Regions from separate parts of the Homo sapiens genome. Here all the other regions are linked to region 2. The links are chromatin contacts, found by Hi-C or POLR2A ChIA-PET in ENCODE. All regions are on one chromosome and are shown on one strand. The core of a region is the stretch at or near the end of the contact, and the rest is flanking DNA. Distances in the headings are between cores, read along the strand shown.

Evidence for each region. A loop is a pair of places that touch in the nucleus more often than their neighbours do. ChIA-PET counts read pairs that join two places held with the same protein, here RNA polymerase II (POLR2A). Pooled maps may share reads with other maps.
Region 1: a loop to region 2 is called in a pooled map, with 5 times the contacts of the local background. The contact joins the promoter of ARPC5L here to the enhancer-like site in region 2. A Hi-C loop is called at or near these places in 2 of 37 single-sample maps with no recorded cell type and 7 of 50 pooled maps.
Region 3: a pooled map shows a loop between it and region 2 (2.8-fold over the local background). The contact joins two enhancer-like sites. A Hi-C loop is called at or near these places in 4 of 37 single-sample maps with no recorded cell type and 5 of 50 pooled maps.
Region 4: a map with no recorded cell type shows a loop between it and region 2 (5-fold over the local background). The contact joins two enhancer-like sites. A Hi-C loop is called at or near these places in 11 of 37 single-sample maps with no recorded cell type and 8 of 50 pooled maps. POLR2A ChIA-PET finds 5 or more read pairs at or near these places in 1 of 52 experiments (GM12878).

The regions. Positions count from the first base shown.
Region 1 is chr9:124,860,465-124,864,237 of GRCh38, reverse strand. It overlaps ARPC5L (actin related protein 2/3 complex subunit 5 like), which reads right to left and starts at 2,108. Exons shown (of 6, transcript NM_030978.3): 1 at 1,840-2,108; 2 at 131-250. It overlaps RPL35 (ribosomal protein L35), which reads left to right and starts at 2,281. Exons shown (of 4, transcript NM_007209.4): 1 at 2,281-2,328; 2 at 2,683-2,819. The coding sequence starts at 2,326. RefSeq lists enhancers at 1,862-2,081, 2,522-2,631, 2,672-2,721, 2,157-2,780, 3,769-3,773 and a silencer at 2,102-2,371.
Region 2 is chr9:124,195,527-124,199,311 of GRCh38, reverse strand. No RefSeq gene overlaps it. Among named protein-coding and RNA genes, the nearest start is that of NEK6, 61 kb to the left of the region's middle. Within about 2 kb of position 1,776, at least 9 of the 41 ENCODE cell types and tissues checked have a DNase peak (open chromatin) inside an H3K27ac peak, as active enhancers do.
Region 3 is chr9:123,223,440-123,227,211 of GRCh38, reverse strand. The region is part of intron 2 of STRBP (spermatid perinuclear RNA binding protein); the gene reads left to right. Among named protein-coding and RNA genes, the nearest start is that of STRBP, 43 kb to the left of the region's middle. Within about 2 kb of position 1,716, at least 3 of the 41 ENCODE cell types and tissues checked have a DNase peak (open chromatin) inside an H3K27ac peak, as active enhancers do.
Region 4 is chr9:123,333,555-123,336,977 of GRCh38, reverse strand. No RefSeq gene overlaps it. Among named protein-coding and RNA genes, the nearest start is that of CRB2, 21 kb to the left of the region's middle. Within about 2 kb of position 1,602, at least 7 of the 41 ENCODE cell types and tissues checked have a DNase peak (open chromatin) inside an H3K27ac peak, as active enhancers do.

The sequences.
Region 1 (3,773 bases), core at 859-3,358, 660 kb before region 2:
CTCCAGCCTGGGTGACACAGCAAGACTCCATTTCAAAAAAAAAAAAAAAAAGTCTAAGCCATGCCGGGATTGCCCTCTCTCTACTCTCTTTTTTCCCCATATCCCTCCACCTCCTGAAAGCCTTCCTCACCTTGGTGTGGGTCAAGGTTCATTAATTCATCCAACAAGCATCCATGTACTGGGCCTGGAGACTAGAACAATTAATTCAGTTGTCCGCCAAGGTTCTGTCCCCAGAGAACTTCTAGGTTGGCTGTGGAAATAGACACATAAATGCATCATTTTATTTCAGCCTGTTTGGGGCTAAGGAAAGGATTGCACAGAGGTTGCTACTCATAGGAGATGGGAGAAGTCTCCTTGTGGGTGGTTACAGCTGGTAGTAACAAGAGGACAATCTGGCTTCAACCATAACTCTAAGAGGTGGCATGTCTTTATTAAGGGCAAGGGAGTGGCACTGGAGTGCTGATTAATGCCTACTGGTTGGCAGACATTAATCAGAAAGCCTAAACATGCCCTGCCTTGTGAATTCCCGTTTCACTTTCCGGGCTCTACTGAAGTGTTCCTTCCTCTGGGAACATGAACACCAATGATATTTTGAGCCATTGTTATGCGTCAGATTTCGGGTTAACAGCTTTACAGATATCTCCTCTAATTCTCATAAATGCCTCATTTCACATGTGAGCAAACTGAGACTCAAGAAAGGGGAAGAGATTTCCCAAGAGTCTCAACTACTACCTTGGCAGCAGAGCAAGAATTTGAAACCTGGTCAGGTTCACTTTAAAAAAGGCTGTACTAGCCGGGCGCAGTGGCTCACACCTGTAATCCCAGTATTTTGGGAGGCTGAGGCGGGTGGATCACTTGAGGTCAGGGGTTTGAGACCAGCCTGGCTAAACCTTGTCTCTACTAAAAATACAAAAATTTAGCTGGGTGTAGTGGCACACACCTGTAGTCCCAGTTACTGGGGAGGCCAAGGCAGGAGAATCTCTTGAACCCGGGAGGTGGAGGTTGCAGTGAGCCGAGATCGCGCCACTGCACTCCAGCCTAGGCGACAGAGCCAGACTCCATCTCAAAAAATATATAAAAAATAAAATAAAAATAAAAAAGGCTGTATGGCCAGGCGAGGTGGCTAACCCCTGTAATCCTAGGCACTCTGGGAGGCCGAGGAGGGCGGATTGCTTGAGCCCAGGAGACCACCCTGGGCAACAGCTCTACAAAAAATAAACAAATTAGCCAGGCCTGGTGGCTTGTGCCTGTAGTTTCAGCTACTCGGGAGACTGAGGTGGGAGGGCTGCTTGAACCCGGGAAGCGGAGGTTTTGGTGGGCGGAGAGCGCGCCATGCCTTCCAGCCAGGGTGACAGAGCGAGACCCTGTCTGAAAAAAAAAATTAAAAAATAAAAAAAATAAATAAAGGCTGGGGCCAGGCGTGGTGGCTCACGCCTGTAATCCCAGCACTTTGGGAGGCCGAGGCGAGGGGATCACCTGAGCTGAGGAGTTCAAGATCAGCCTGGGCAACATGGCGAAACCCCGTCTCTACTAAAAATACAAAAAATTAGCCAGGCGTGGTGGTGCATGCCTGTAATCCCAGCTACTCAGCTACTCGGGAGGCTGGGGCAGGAGAATCGCTGAACCCGGGAGGCGGAGGTTGCAGTAAGCCGAGATCGCGACACTGCACTCCAGCCTGGCACCCTGGGCGACAGAATGAAGCTCTGTCTCAAAAAAAAAAAAAAAAAAAAAGGTGTAAATGCTCTTTGCAGTTCCATATACTGCCTCCCCAGAACCTTTATGGAGTTGGATTATAACTGCCTGAGCCCGCCCCTCCCGTCCATCTCGCGCTTTAAATTCCTCCGCGACGTGAGCCTCGGTTAATCGTCTTTGAAAACTCTGGCCCCTCCTCCCGTCAGCACCCCCAGACTACTGGCGCCCAGCTCAGAGTTGCCCAGATTGGGAGATCTGCAAGGTTTCCCGAAGGAATGAATGAACGAATGACTGAATGGACGAATTTGAGTCCTCCGTGTGCCATCTCTGGTAGCTGCCGCCCACGTTGGGCCTCGGTTTCCCCAACTGCGCGCCTACACCGTGACGCCGACCTCGCTATCAGGGGTGCCGTGAATGAGGCGAGCACTACAAGGCGGGGCTCCGGCCCTACCAGGCGGGGCGGGCAGTACCACGGCGTTCCTCGGGGGCGGGGGAGATGAGGCGGAGCCGGGGCTCCCCCGCTGCGGCGCCATTGGCCGCGCCCGCCGCCACCCGGCAGTAGTTGCGGAGGTCAGCCCCGCCTACTTCCTCTTTCCCTCGGAGCGGGCGGCGGCGTTGGCGGCTTGTGCAGCAATGGTGAGAGCTGCGGAATCGGGCGCCATCCGAGCGCTGTGAGGCGCGGGGGTTGGGGAAGGCGGTGCGGGCTGAGCCCGCGGATTCTATCTGCCACCTAGGCCTGTGGGGCGCCGCGCAGAATGGTCTGGCGCCACCACAACCCGCCTCTTCGCTTGGCGCCGGGAGAGGCGCGCGGCCCGGGCCTGGGTTACTCTGCCCAAGGCACGGCCGGCGAGGGAGACTGTCCTGAGCCCTGGTTGGGGCTCCGGCGCACTCGTAGTCGATGGCGAGTCGCGCGCCTTTGGGGGCTGGCCACGCAGGTGAAGGGGATATGGCCCCGCGGCCTGGCTGAGGCACACTCTCTCTTGCGCGCAGGCCAAGATCAAGGCTCGAGATCTTCGCGGGAAGAAGAAGGAGGAGCTGCTGAAACAGCTGGACGACCTGAAGGTGGAGCTGTCCCAGCTGCGCGTCGCCAAAGTGACAGGCGGTGCGGCCTCCAAGCTCTCTAAGATGTAAGTGAGGCGGCCGGATCACAGCCCTCGTGGGTGGGGAGCACGTGTGCATCGGGATCGTCGGAGGATTTCAAAGTTGGCTTAAGGAGCTGGCCGCTTAGATGCCCACTCCGTGCATCCTGGCGCGCATGGGAGACCCGTTGTGTGCTTAGCCTCTTACCTGCCTTGACCTTGCGGTCCTTGTGCCTGGAATGCATCCCCGGAGACCCATCTTAATGCTGCCTTCAAAGCCTACCCGGACCCCTTCCTTCCGCTTCCCACCAACACTTGAGTTTTTAACCCCCTTGGCAGGTGGGTGGCTTGCACCCTGGAGTGGCAGCGTAAGTTATTTTACATGGCTAAGAGTGCGGGAGACTTGTGAAAGGAACATGGGTTTGGAGTTCATCAACCTGGGTACAAAGTCCACTTCTCAAAAAAAAATTAGATGGGTGTGGTGGTACAGGCCTGTAGTCCCAGCTACTCTGGAGGCTGAGGCAGGAGGATCACTTGAGCCCAGGAGTTGGGAGGCTATGATGGGGCCACTGCTCTTCAGTCTGGTTGACAGGTGAGACCCTGTCTCCAAAAAAAAAAAATGGTGGTTGCCCTCTTTGCCCCCAAACAACCTTAGTAGAGGCAGGGGTGGGAGGATTGGACAAGCACAGTTGCACACTGAATCCTCAAAAACCATGTTGACCAGCTGTCTACTAGGTGACTCCCTCATCCTGACATGACTACAAATAACTTCTCCCTGGCTCGTTGTTTGCTTCAGTCTCCTGGCTTGTAGTGACTCCACTTTGCAAATGTCTTGTTTCTCTCTCCTGCAGTTCCCTAAGCTAGCCTGATTGCCTGGTTTGTGGCATGATTCCTTCCCATCAGCTCATTGAAATTGGCATTGGTTGGGTCTTAGCCCTCAGGATAAATTCGTGTTCTGGGATTGAAGGTCTTTTTCTGATCTGCCTCATTTATCCAGCCTGC
Region 2 (3,785 bases), core at 527-3,026:
CTGCACCCAAGGGAAAAGCTAGCTCTAGGTTTTTGAACTTAGAAAGCAGCTTCATCAACTTCTGCATTGGGGCTTAAGCACCTCCAGGTAGAGACCTCCTGAGTGAGCATAAAGCTTTCCATCACAGACCCAGGAGCTGCCCAGGTCTTAGGGGCTGGAGCTGTCAGGAAGGGTCTGGCGCTGGGTCAAGGCACAGGAAAGGTCTGTGTGGAACAGAGGCTGGTGCAGCAAAGGCTCAGGGGCCAGGGCCTGGGTGCGGTGGCTCATGCCTGTAATCCCAGTACTTTGGGAGGCCAAGGCAGGTGGGTCACCAGGAGTTCAAGACCAGCCTGGCCAACGTGGTGAAACCCCAGCTCTACTAAAAATACAAAAATTAGCTGGGTGTGGTGGTGGGCAAGTGTAATCCCAGTTACTTGGAGGCTGACCTGGGAGAAACGCTTGAACCTGGGAGGCAGTGGTTGCAGTGAGCCGAGATCATGCCACTGCACTCCAGCCTGGGCAACAGAGCAAGACTCTGTCTCAAAAAGAAAACAAAAAGCAAAAAACATGCTCAGAGGCCAGCCCAGCTGAGGTGCCCTGGTCAGATTCATAGGTCCATGGAAGACTCCATTTGGGAACAACCCGAACTCTCTTGTTGGGGCAGAAGGTGGGAGATTTGTGGTAGACTAGGGTTCTGGGACAAGGAGGTGGGCCTTGGGGCTGGGTGCTGGATGTGCCTCTCCACGTGATCTTCTTGCACCCAAAGGACATGGTGAGGCCTGTTCAGCCTTATGTCATGGCCTGAGGTTCCCAAGTTCAACACCCACATCTTCCATAGATACAGAAGTCCCCAGTGGTCAGCCTCCAGTAAGAAGAGAGTAGGCAGCGGGGAACGCTGGCTTAATAAATAAGAAAATAACAAAAATAAGAAGAAACGGGCCAGGTGTGGTGTCTCATTCCTGTAATCCCAGCAATTTGGGAGGCTGAGGTGGGCAGGTGACTTGAGGTCGGGAGTTTGAGACCAGCCTTGCCAACATGGTGAAACCCCGTCTACCAAAAACACAAAAATTAGCCAGGTGTGGTGGTGCATGCCTGTAGTCCCAGCTACTTGAGAGACTGAGGCAGGAGAATCACTTGAACCTGGGAGGTGGAGGTTGTAGTGAGCCGAGATCACGCCACTGCACTCCAGCCTGGGCGACACAGCGAGACACCGTCTCAAATTAAAAAAAAAAAAAAAAAAGAAATGACATCAACAGTTGCATCTGTCCATAGTGTGTAGCGCAGCATTCAAGGAGATCCCTGAGGCATCTGGGGTGTCTGATATCCTATAGGCACCAAGGCTTCCTTAATGCTGCCCCCACCTGATTTTAGAGTGGGGACCGCAGAACAATGTCTGGTCCACAAAGAGCTCAGCCAGGCTGACCACGGAGGCTCAGTGGACTGAGAAGATGGTCAGAATGTGTGGTTTCAACAGCTAAACCCAGACACCCTGGTGTGCGTTTCTCAAATTAGCGATATGTGGGTGGTGGTAGAGGGCAGTAGATCTCACTGGTTGTAACCACAAGCATCCTGGGGCCGTACTGGCAGTGGGGGAAGATGGTGGAGGTAGGGGAAGAAGGGAGGAGTGGGGCAGGTAGGCGAGGACCACGGGAACTGTAGGACTTTAGGGAATTCAGATGTGTCATAGTCACTGTGGCCAGCAAGGCCTTGGGTCCTCTGCCCACACAACTTCATGTCGTCTTGCAACCACCCCACTGGGAGGGGCTGTTACTATCATTTCACAAATGAGGAAGCAGAGACTCAGAGACGGGAAGTACCATGTGCAGATATGAAGGGAATGGAGCTCAGCTAGCAGTCTACGTGACCGTGGCCAAGGGGCCAAGAGGACCAAAGCTCAATTCAGGTCAAAACCCGTCTCTGAGAGGGTCCAACTGGGCAGGCAGGTGTGGTGGGCATCTGTGCTCCTGGCCAGCCCTCCAGCTCCCTTCTCTTGTATCCTCCTCTCCCCTAGGTGGAACCTCAGGGGCCATATTTGTACCTCTCTGCTCCCCTAGCGACAGCTGATTAGACCAGAGGTGCAGGCTGATTTGAGCTGAGCCAATCAGCTTCTTTCTCCTGTGACTTTGGCTTTGAGAATCAGGGATACTGGGTTGCCTTCCTGGCTGGTTATTTGAAAGGAGGCATAAAGCTGGGCTGGACTGGCTGTGTTTGGCCACTTGCTCATAGAATGGCAGAGAGAAGACTCAATCATGGAAAGGTTGAAATGCAGTTATGGGAGGGAGAGACAGAGACAGGCAGAGACAAGATAGAAAGAGGCAGTCATGCAGGAGAGATACTGAGACAAGGCGGGGAGCGGGAGAGGGAGAGAGAAAGGAAGGAAAATAAGAAGGAAGACTGAGATAAAGAGAGAGATAGTCACAAGGAGCCTAAGACACTACCTCCAGATCTCCTGACAACTTTCTGGGTCCCTACTCCTGCCTTCCTGAAGCTGCTCCATGTCCAGCCTTGGATCTCTGGGACCCTCCTGTTTTAATAAATTCCCTTCTCTTCTTGGGCTGTTTTGAAGAAGCTTTCTTTCTTTTATTTTTTTTACTTGCAATTAAACCCCCTGACCTCATTGCATTCAATCTGTACATTGTTTTGGGAGTACAGATATTAATAATATTAATTCTTCTCATCCATGAGCATGAAATAGCTTTCCACTAATTTAGATCTTCAATTTCTTTATCAATGTTTTCTAGTTTTCAGTATACAAATATTACACCTCCTTGGTTAAATTTATTCCTCAGTATTTTTTTAATGCCTTTGTAGATAAGATTGCTTTCTTGATTTGTTTTTCACCTAGGCTGTTGTTTTTGTGTAGATCTGCTATTGACTTTTGTGTGTTGATTTTGCATCCTATGACTTCGCTGAATTTATTTATTAGATATAACAGGGTTTTTTTGTGTGGAATCTTTGGGATTTTCTGTATATAGAATCATGTCATCTGCAAATAGAGATCATTTTACTTCTTCCTTTCTGATTTAGATGACTTTTATTTCTTTTTCTTGTCTGATTGCTCTTGCTCATACTTCCAGTACCATGTTGAATAGAAGTGGAGAGAGTGGGCATCCTTGCCTTGTTCTAGATTTCAGTAGGAAAGTTTTTGATTGTTCCCCATTAATTATGGTGTTAGCTGTGGTTTTTTCATAAATGGCCTCTATTATGTCAAGAAACTTTCTTTCTATGCCAAAACTGTTAAGAGTTTTTATCCAGAAAGGATGCTGAACTTGGTCAAGTGCTTTTTCTGTTTCAACTGAGATGATTGTGTGGTTTTTATCTTTCATTCTGTTAATGTAACGTACCACATTGATTGATTTGTGCACATTAAACCAGTCTTGCCTGTCAGAAATAGACCCTACTTGGTTATGACATGTAGTCTTTTTTGTGTGTTCTTGATTTTGGCTTGCTTATATTTTATTAGGATTTTTACATCGATGTTCATTATAGAGATTGGCCTGTAGCTTCATTTTTTTGTGTGGTATCTTTGTCTGGCTTAGGTATTAAGGTGATTCTGGCCTCATAACAAGTGTTTGGAAATATTTCCTCTAGCTCTATTTTTTTGGTAGAGTTTAAGAAGAACTGATAATAATTCTTCGAATGGCTGGCCGAATTCAGCTATGAAGCCATCTGGTCCTAGGCTTTTCTTGGTTGGAAGATTTTAAATTACTTTTTTGATACAGTTTGGATGTTGTCCCCACCCAAATCTCATATTGAAATGTAATCCCCAGTGTTGGAGGTGTGGCCCGGTGGGAGGTGATGGGATC
Region 3 (3,772 bases), core at 467-2,966, 970 kb after region 2:
TTTAAATTTTTGCATAACATTTAACATTGATTGAGTACATTATTGACTTATGTTTATGATTGCCGTGGTTTGAATGCGTCTCCCAAAAAGCATGTGTTGGAAACTTAATCCCCGCAGCAACTTGGGGAGGTGAGACCTAGTAGGAGGTGTTTAGATCATGAGGAATTTACTCTCACGAATGGATTAATGCTGATTATAAAAGAACTTGAGGCTGTGAATTAGATCTCTTTCTCTCGCTCATGTGATGCCTTCCACCATGTTATGACGTGGCAAGAAAGCTCTCACCAGATGTGGCCCCTTAGTCTTGGATTTCCAAGACTCTAGAACCATGAGCCAAATATATTTTTATTCATTATAAATTACCAAATCTGTGGTATTCTGTTATAATAGCATAAAATGGACTGAGACAGTGATACATTGCTCTTCCTCCCCACCCCGCCACCCCCTCACTCCCCAACACCGCTAAGCTGAAGCTCCATGAGGGCAGGGATTTCTGTTTTGTTTACAGATGTAACCTAAAGTGTCACAGTGCGTGGCACATAGTAACCATTCAAGATATATTTGTGGAATAAGTAAATGGATGGCTGTATGGCAGAGGTGGGGGTCTGAGGCAGGCCTTGAAAAATTTTGATTAGGTTTTGGGGAGAAAAGGACAACTTAGTTTCCCTTATCTTTCCCAATCTTCTCTTTTCTGTGCCTTTAGCAAGATCTCTTTAACCTTCAAGGCATGGCATCTGAATTAGAACCTGAGTTTGAATCTGCTTAGTATATATGTGACCTTGAGGAAGATTTCTGGCCATTCTTGAGTCCCTTTTAATAATAAAAAAGTCATTTTTATTGACGTATACTTTGAATATAGTAAAATACATTTTTTTTGAATATACGGTTCTATGAATTTTGACAGACTTAGTCATGTAACCACCATCAAGATATATCCATTACTACAAAACGTTCCTTTCAGTGCCATGTAGTCAGTTCCCTCTCTTCACCTCCTGCTCCTGGAAACCATTGATCTGATTTCTTAAGTGTGACTCATTTTTAGTCAAACCTCTTTCATTTAGCCTCTGTGCTTTCGAGATGCATCTGTGTAATTGCATGTATCAGGAGTGCATTTCTTTTTATTGCCCAGAAGTATTCCAGTGTATGGATTTACCACAGTTTATTCATTTACCAGTTGATGGATTTTGGGGTTATTTCTAGTTTTTGGCCATTATGAGTAAATTTGCTATAAACATTTTCATTTCTGTTGGGCAAATACCTTGGGTGTGGGAGCGCTGGATTGTATGATAAGTGAATTTAACTTTATAAAAAACCACCAAACTGTTTTTCAAAGTTATTAGCTTTTTTTCACATTTATCAAATGGGGTAATAGTCAAGACTTTTAGTTGTGAGCAACAGAAATTGAGTCTGGGAAAGGAACTTATGAACAGGGTGTTAGGTGGCTCACAGAATCTCTTGGAGGGCTGGAGAAATAGGCTGAGAAGTTAGCATCCAGGAACAAGATTCTAGGCACAGACGAGGTTGAATCGCCAATACCATCAGGGGGTGCTAGACACTGTAGGTAGAATTACTGTCTCTGGAAACTGGATGAAGCTGCTGTGCTTGCTGCTTTCACTTGCCAGAATAGATTTTCTGAGGACCCAGCTTCTTTGAGTCATTTGCTTTTGAATCACCATCTGGAGGTAGGCGCTGCCTCATAAGGTGGGGGATTCCCCAAACATAGGAAAGAGGATTCAGATGTGGGGCTGAAAAAGGAAATAACACGTGTATACCACAACCTCCAGAGGTGGCTGTGATTAGATAGAATAATTTCCATGGTGTCTAGGAACTTACTAGAATATAAATGCTAGTTTACTTTTCTGTTTTCCTTTTTCCCCATCTGTCTTTTGTAAGTAAAATTTTTGTTAAAGTGTAAAACAAACTACATAAATCATAAGTGTGTATAGCTTGATGAATTTTCTTGAAGTGAATTCATCCTTATAACCGGTACCCAGAAGAAATAGAACGTTGCCAGCACCCAGAAACTTCTCCCGTGTCCTCATCTTCATCACTGCACACTCCCCACTCCACCACTGAATCACTGGTTTTGACTAGTTTTGCCTGTTTTCAAACTTTATGTAATCAAAATTGTGTGTGTATGGTTTCTTTCTTTCAGCATTTCTTTCAATATTTGTGGACTTCATTTTTTGTTGATTTCATATTGTTTCATTGTGTGAGTATAACACTATCCATTGTACTATTGATGGACACATAGGCTATTTCCAGTTTTTGACTAATGCAAGTAAGTACTGCTATGAACATATTTGCACGTCCTCTGGTTTAAATATATATGTTTCTCTAGGTATGTAACATGGAGTGAAACTAATGGGTCATGGGTTCTGTGTATGTTCAGCTTTAGGAGAGTCTGCTGAAAAGTTTTAAGTATCTTTTTTTCACTTTCCACTACTACCAGCAGTACATGTAAGTTCCAATTGGTCACTTCTTTTTGACATCTTCCTCTGTTTTCAATAGGACTTTGTACCCCAGTATAGTACTTGTTTGAGTCTACCTAATCAGTTACAAGTATCTCTTTCCTATAATGTTATTAACTCTTTGAGGTGGGATTTCTTGTTTTGTCTTTCTCCTCTTAGTATCGAGTACAGGCCTAGAACACGTAGTAAATGCTCCGTGAAAGTTGCGTGAAAAGATGAATCGTGAGTATGTCTGTGGGTGGGAATTATCTTGGCATTTTTTAGAACAGAGAACTCACTGGTCTGACTGGAATTAGAAGTGATGGGAACAATGGGTGATAGGATTGAATTAAGTCAGGTGAAATCTGATTCAGGAGGTAATAGGTAGCCCTGTTTAGTTCCTGAACTGCGAGAGAGTTAATGAAAGCTGTTTTGTTCTGTGAGTGAAGAATTGTGTTTTTGTTACAGGTGTGTCCAGCTGTTAGGAAATAGTTACAAAAAAGATTTGGGCCCATGATTGGAGACAAGATTAGACAAGGCATGAGTGGGTGTGAATTTGGTTAGCTTAATCTCTTAGTTTTTAGTTTCTTTATAAAATGGGGCTCCACCTTGTAAAGATTAGAGCTAATATATAAATATGAGTAGATGTTTTCTTTTTTATTCACTGTGTATTTTGTTTTGTGGCATTTGAATTTTGTGGAACTCGGAATTTTGAAACATGTTGTGAAGTGTAATTCTGCCAGTGTAAATCCATGTGGAATTTTTCTAACTATAGCATCTCTGGAGCACCTTGCGTACTCTTCTTTGCTTCTACTTTGTTGCTCTACTCTAGCACCTTTGGTTCTGCCTGTGTCAGAAGTAAAAAATAAACCATTAATAAAGTGGCTTCTTGCCTCTGAGAGCTTATCCCGCAAAGAAATGTTGAACTGTTCCCTGTAATTTCTGTTAATTATAAAGCACATATATGAATATAAATAAATACTAAGAATCAAGATTTTTAGTGGAAGAGGAAAAAAATCCAAGAGGTTCATAAAAAAAAATTGTAACGTTGAATTGGAATTATCTATATGAACTCATGCTTTTGTGTTTCTTTTTTCCAATTTTGCTTCACATTTAATAATAATGTTTTGAGCTCATAATGTCTAGATATTACCTGATTGTTGAACATTAGTATGAAGAGATCTCCCTGAAACAGTGGTACTATATTATTATTTTAAAAACTAATGTATTTCTTTAACTGGAGAGTTTTAGATTGACATAAAAATTGAGCATGTAATACAAAAAGTTTTCATATCATTCTATCCCCTCACTCCCACCTCATA
Region 4 (3,423 bases), core at 353-2,852, 860 kb after region 2:
CAGTTTCTCCAGCTGGTCAATGGCTGGGGGGCTGGACTCTTGTGATTTTTCTGGGCTCTCACTAGAGGACTTTACCCAGAAGATGGGAGTTGGGCCCTCGGTGAAGTTCCCTCCTCCATGCCACCCCATCACCCTACTCTCCCTCCACCTGTAAGATAGGAGATCTCAGGAAAGGCCTCCAGGTGGCCTTCTGTACAGAGTGGAGCCACACCCAAGAGGGGAAAGCTGAGGCAAGGCTTGGTACCTTGGCACAGGCAGCAAGGCCAGGGTGGGGGTGCTGAGGCTTGGCCTCCTCCCTCCAGCATCATCACCCCCACACCTCACATTTGTTCAGAGTTGAGAAGAGAGCAGGGCGGGGCTTATCCTTTCAGTTCTGCAGAGAAGGATAAAAGAGACCGAGAGACATGCCAAGACCAGTCTGAGGTCACATGGGGGGCATGACAGAACTGGCTACTGCCCTAGACCTCTGTTTTTCTCATATGAAAAATGGATACAAAATGTGTCGTCATCCTATCAAACATCAATGCCTCAAATCCAAGCTCCACTACTTAACAGCCCTGTGATCTTGGGCAAGGTTTACCTGGCTGTGCCTCAACATCCTTATTTGTAAATGGGTATCATAATAGTGGCAACCTTGCGGGGTTGTTGAACCATTAATGTGTGAACGTATGTAAAGCGCTCATAAGAATATCTAGGACACTGTGAACGCCATATGAGTGATAGATATTATTATCAGCCTTTATCACAGAGCTGTACTGCAGTTTAAATAAAGGAAGAGGTGTGACCAGGGTTTGCAAACTCTGAAGTCCCCTCTGGAGAGGTAAGCACCTTTTGGCTGCAAAGAATGTTGCAAACTATAAAATGCCGTGTGACTTGCAAAGCACTTTGTAAATGTTGCCGCAGTGAGGAGGCTATTGTAGGTTAGCCTTTCATAATCCAAAAAGCACTTCAAAATCATAAATCACTTTGGGGACCGAAGAGCTCTTTGTAGGGGCTTTCTAGACTGTTGAGTGCTGTGCAAGTCAGAGACAAGTGGCCTTTCAAAGACATGAGCAAGAAGCCGGGGGGGAGTGGGGAGAGAAAGAAACCAGCCCCAGAGAATAAAAACAGCAGTCGTTTTCCTCTGCTCTCGTCACCTCCCGTGCCAGCCAGTGCAGAGAAATTCCAGCAGATCTGCAGATTCCTGCGATTCTGTGCTGAGGCCAGGGAGGCCTCCCTGCATCGCTGACTCAGCCAAACGAGAGGGTGTGAGTTAAGCAGGAATCAGCTCCATCTTCCTTGCTTCTGTGCCTCTTCTTTTTTCTTCCTTCTGCCACAAAGGCAATGAACCTGACACCATTTAAAGATTTCCCTCTTTGGCCTCCTGATGACCTTGCCCTGAGGCCCAGACTTGGGCCTGCTCTGGAGACCCAGCCTGGGATGTCTGCCACCCCCATCATGGAAGGAGTAATAGGGCTGTGAGGGCAGAGGGCAGGTGGGGCCAGGCAAAGACCCTGGGCTCCAATCCCAGTTCTGCTATTTCTCATCTATGACCTCGGGCAAGTTCATTTACTTCTCTGAGGCTGAGTCCCTCAGCCATAACATGGGGTTGACAATGCTCATCTTGTGTGTCATCGTTAGGTGGCCTGGTGTGCATGCAAGTTCTGTCCCTTCCTCTAACTGTAGGCATGAGGGCCTTCTGATAAGGGAGAAATAGATACCAAGGCAGCTTCTACAGTGTAGGGGCTTTGAGCATGAGTTTTCAAATCATAAAAACTTGGGTTCAAATCCTGGCTCTGGCCAGGCCCGGTGGTTCACGCCTGTAATCTCAGCATTTGGGGAGGCTGAGGCAGTCAGATCAGATCACTTAAGCCCAGGAGTTCCAGACTAGCCTGGACAACATGGCAAAACCTAGTCTCTATAAAAAATTTAAAAATTAGTTGGGCATGGTGGCACACTCCTACAGTCCCAGCTACTCTGGAGGTTAAGGATTAATGCCTACAATCCCAGAGTAGCAGGGAGGATCGCTTGAGCCCAGGAGACGAAGTTTGCCATGAGCCAAGATCACACCACTGCACTCCAGCCTGAGTGACAGAGTGAGACCCTGTCTCAAAACAAAAAACAAAACAAACAAACAAAACTTCTGGCTGTGCAACAAACCAGCTGTGTGTCTTTAGGCAGGTCATATTACCTTTCTGAGCCTCTATTTCCTTGACCCATAGGATGAGCATAATAGTCTATCTTGTAAAGTGTTTACAAGGACTTGAGACATGATGCATATGGCATGTGTGGCACAAAACCTGGCACACAATCACAGCTCAATGAATGGTCACGATGATTCCCCCACCTCCCCAGGCTAGTTTGACAGTCTCATTGTATTCCATCATATCACACACGTCTCCTTCAGGTGTTTCCTCATGCTTTCAAGTAATAGATTAAAAGCTTCTGGACCCAGCCAGAACCTGCCACCCCTGCTATTTCTGCAAACCCCCCTGAGATCCCTTTTCCACAGCTCACTCTCCTCTACTCATATCTCTATCTGCAATATGTCAACCTCAATGTGAAACTCAACTCCTTCTTGAGCCTGTCACAAGCCAGGCATGAACAATACATCCTCTGCTATAGATTTCATTAACGGGAGAGGGGTCTACACTGCAGCCTCTCTTCCCAGGAATTGTGGTGAACATAGTCATCTTCGTCCAGTTACAACCATGGGTCTGTATACCCCTTGAGGGATGTGGCTACGTGCCTTGTTCGCTGTTGCTTCCCCAACACCCAGTGCAATATCTGGCCCCCAAGAGGCAGATCTAAAACACGCGGTGAGTAAATTAATATACGACAGGGAAAGACGCTCTTGAGCTGGGGGAGAATCATGTGGTTGTCCAGTGCCCTCAGCTCTCAGGTCAGTTTTGTGGCAAGGGGACAGATTTGGTCCCCGCTGCAGTCAGGAAGAGGCTGATACTGATGTGTGTCCATTTCAGACCTCAGAAATAACCACCTGCCCAATACAGTCTTGGCCTTTTCAAGGTTCATGTGCCTATTAACACTTGGGGATCCTTCTTCACCCTCAGGTCTGATGCTTTCCCATCAGCAATTGTCACCAAGAGTGACTAAGACACAGGACAGTGGTTCCCCAAACCAGCTGCACATCAGAAGCCCCTGGGAAGCTTTGGAACACCAGAGCCACTTGGAGGTCAGGTTCCCCCGAGATCCTGATTCAAATGGTCTGGTGTGGGGCCTGATAATTGATTTGTTTAAAAATCATAGCTGATTCAAAATTATATCACTGACGGCCAGGCGTGGTGGCTCATGCCTATAATCCCAGCACTTTGGGAGGCTGAGGCAGGTGGATCACCTGAGGTCAGGAGTTTGAGACCAGCCTGGCCAACATGGTGAAACCCTGCCTCTACTAAAAACACAAAAATTAGCTGGGTGTGGTGGTAC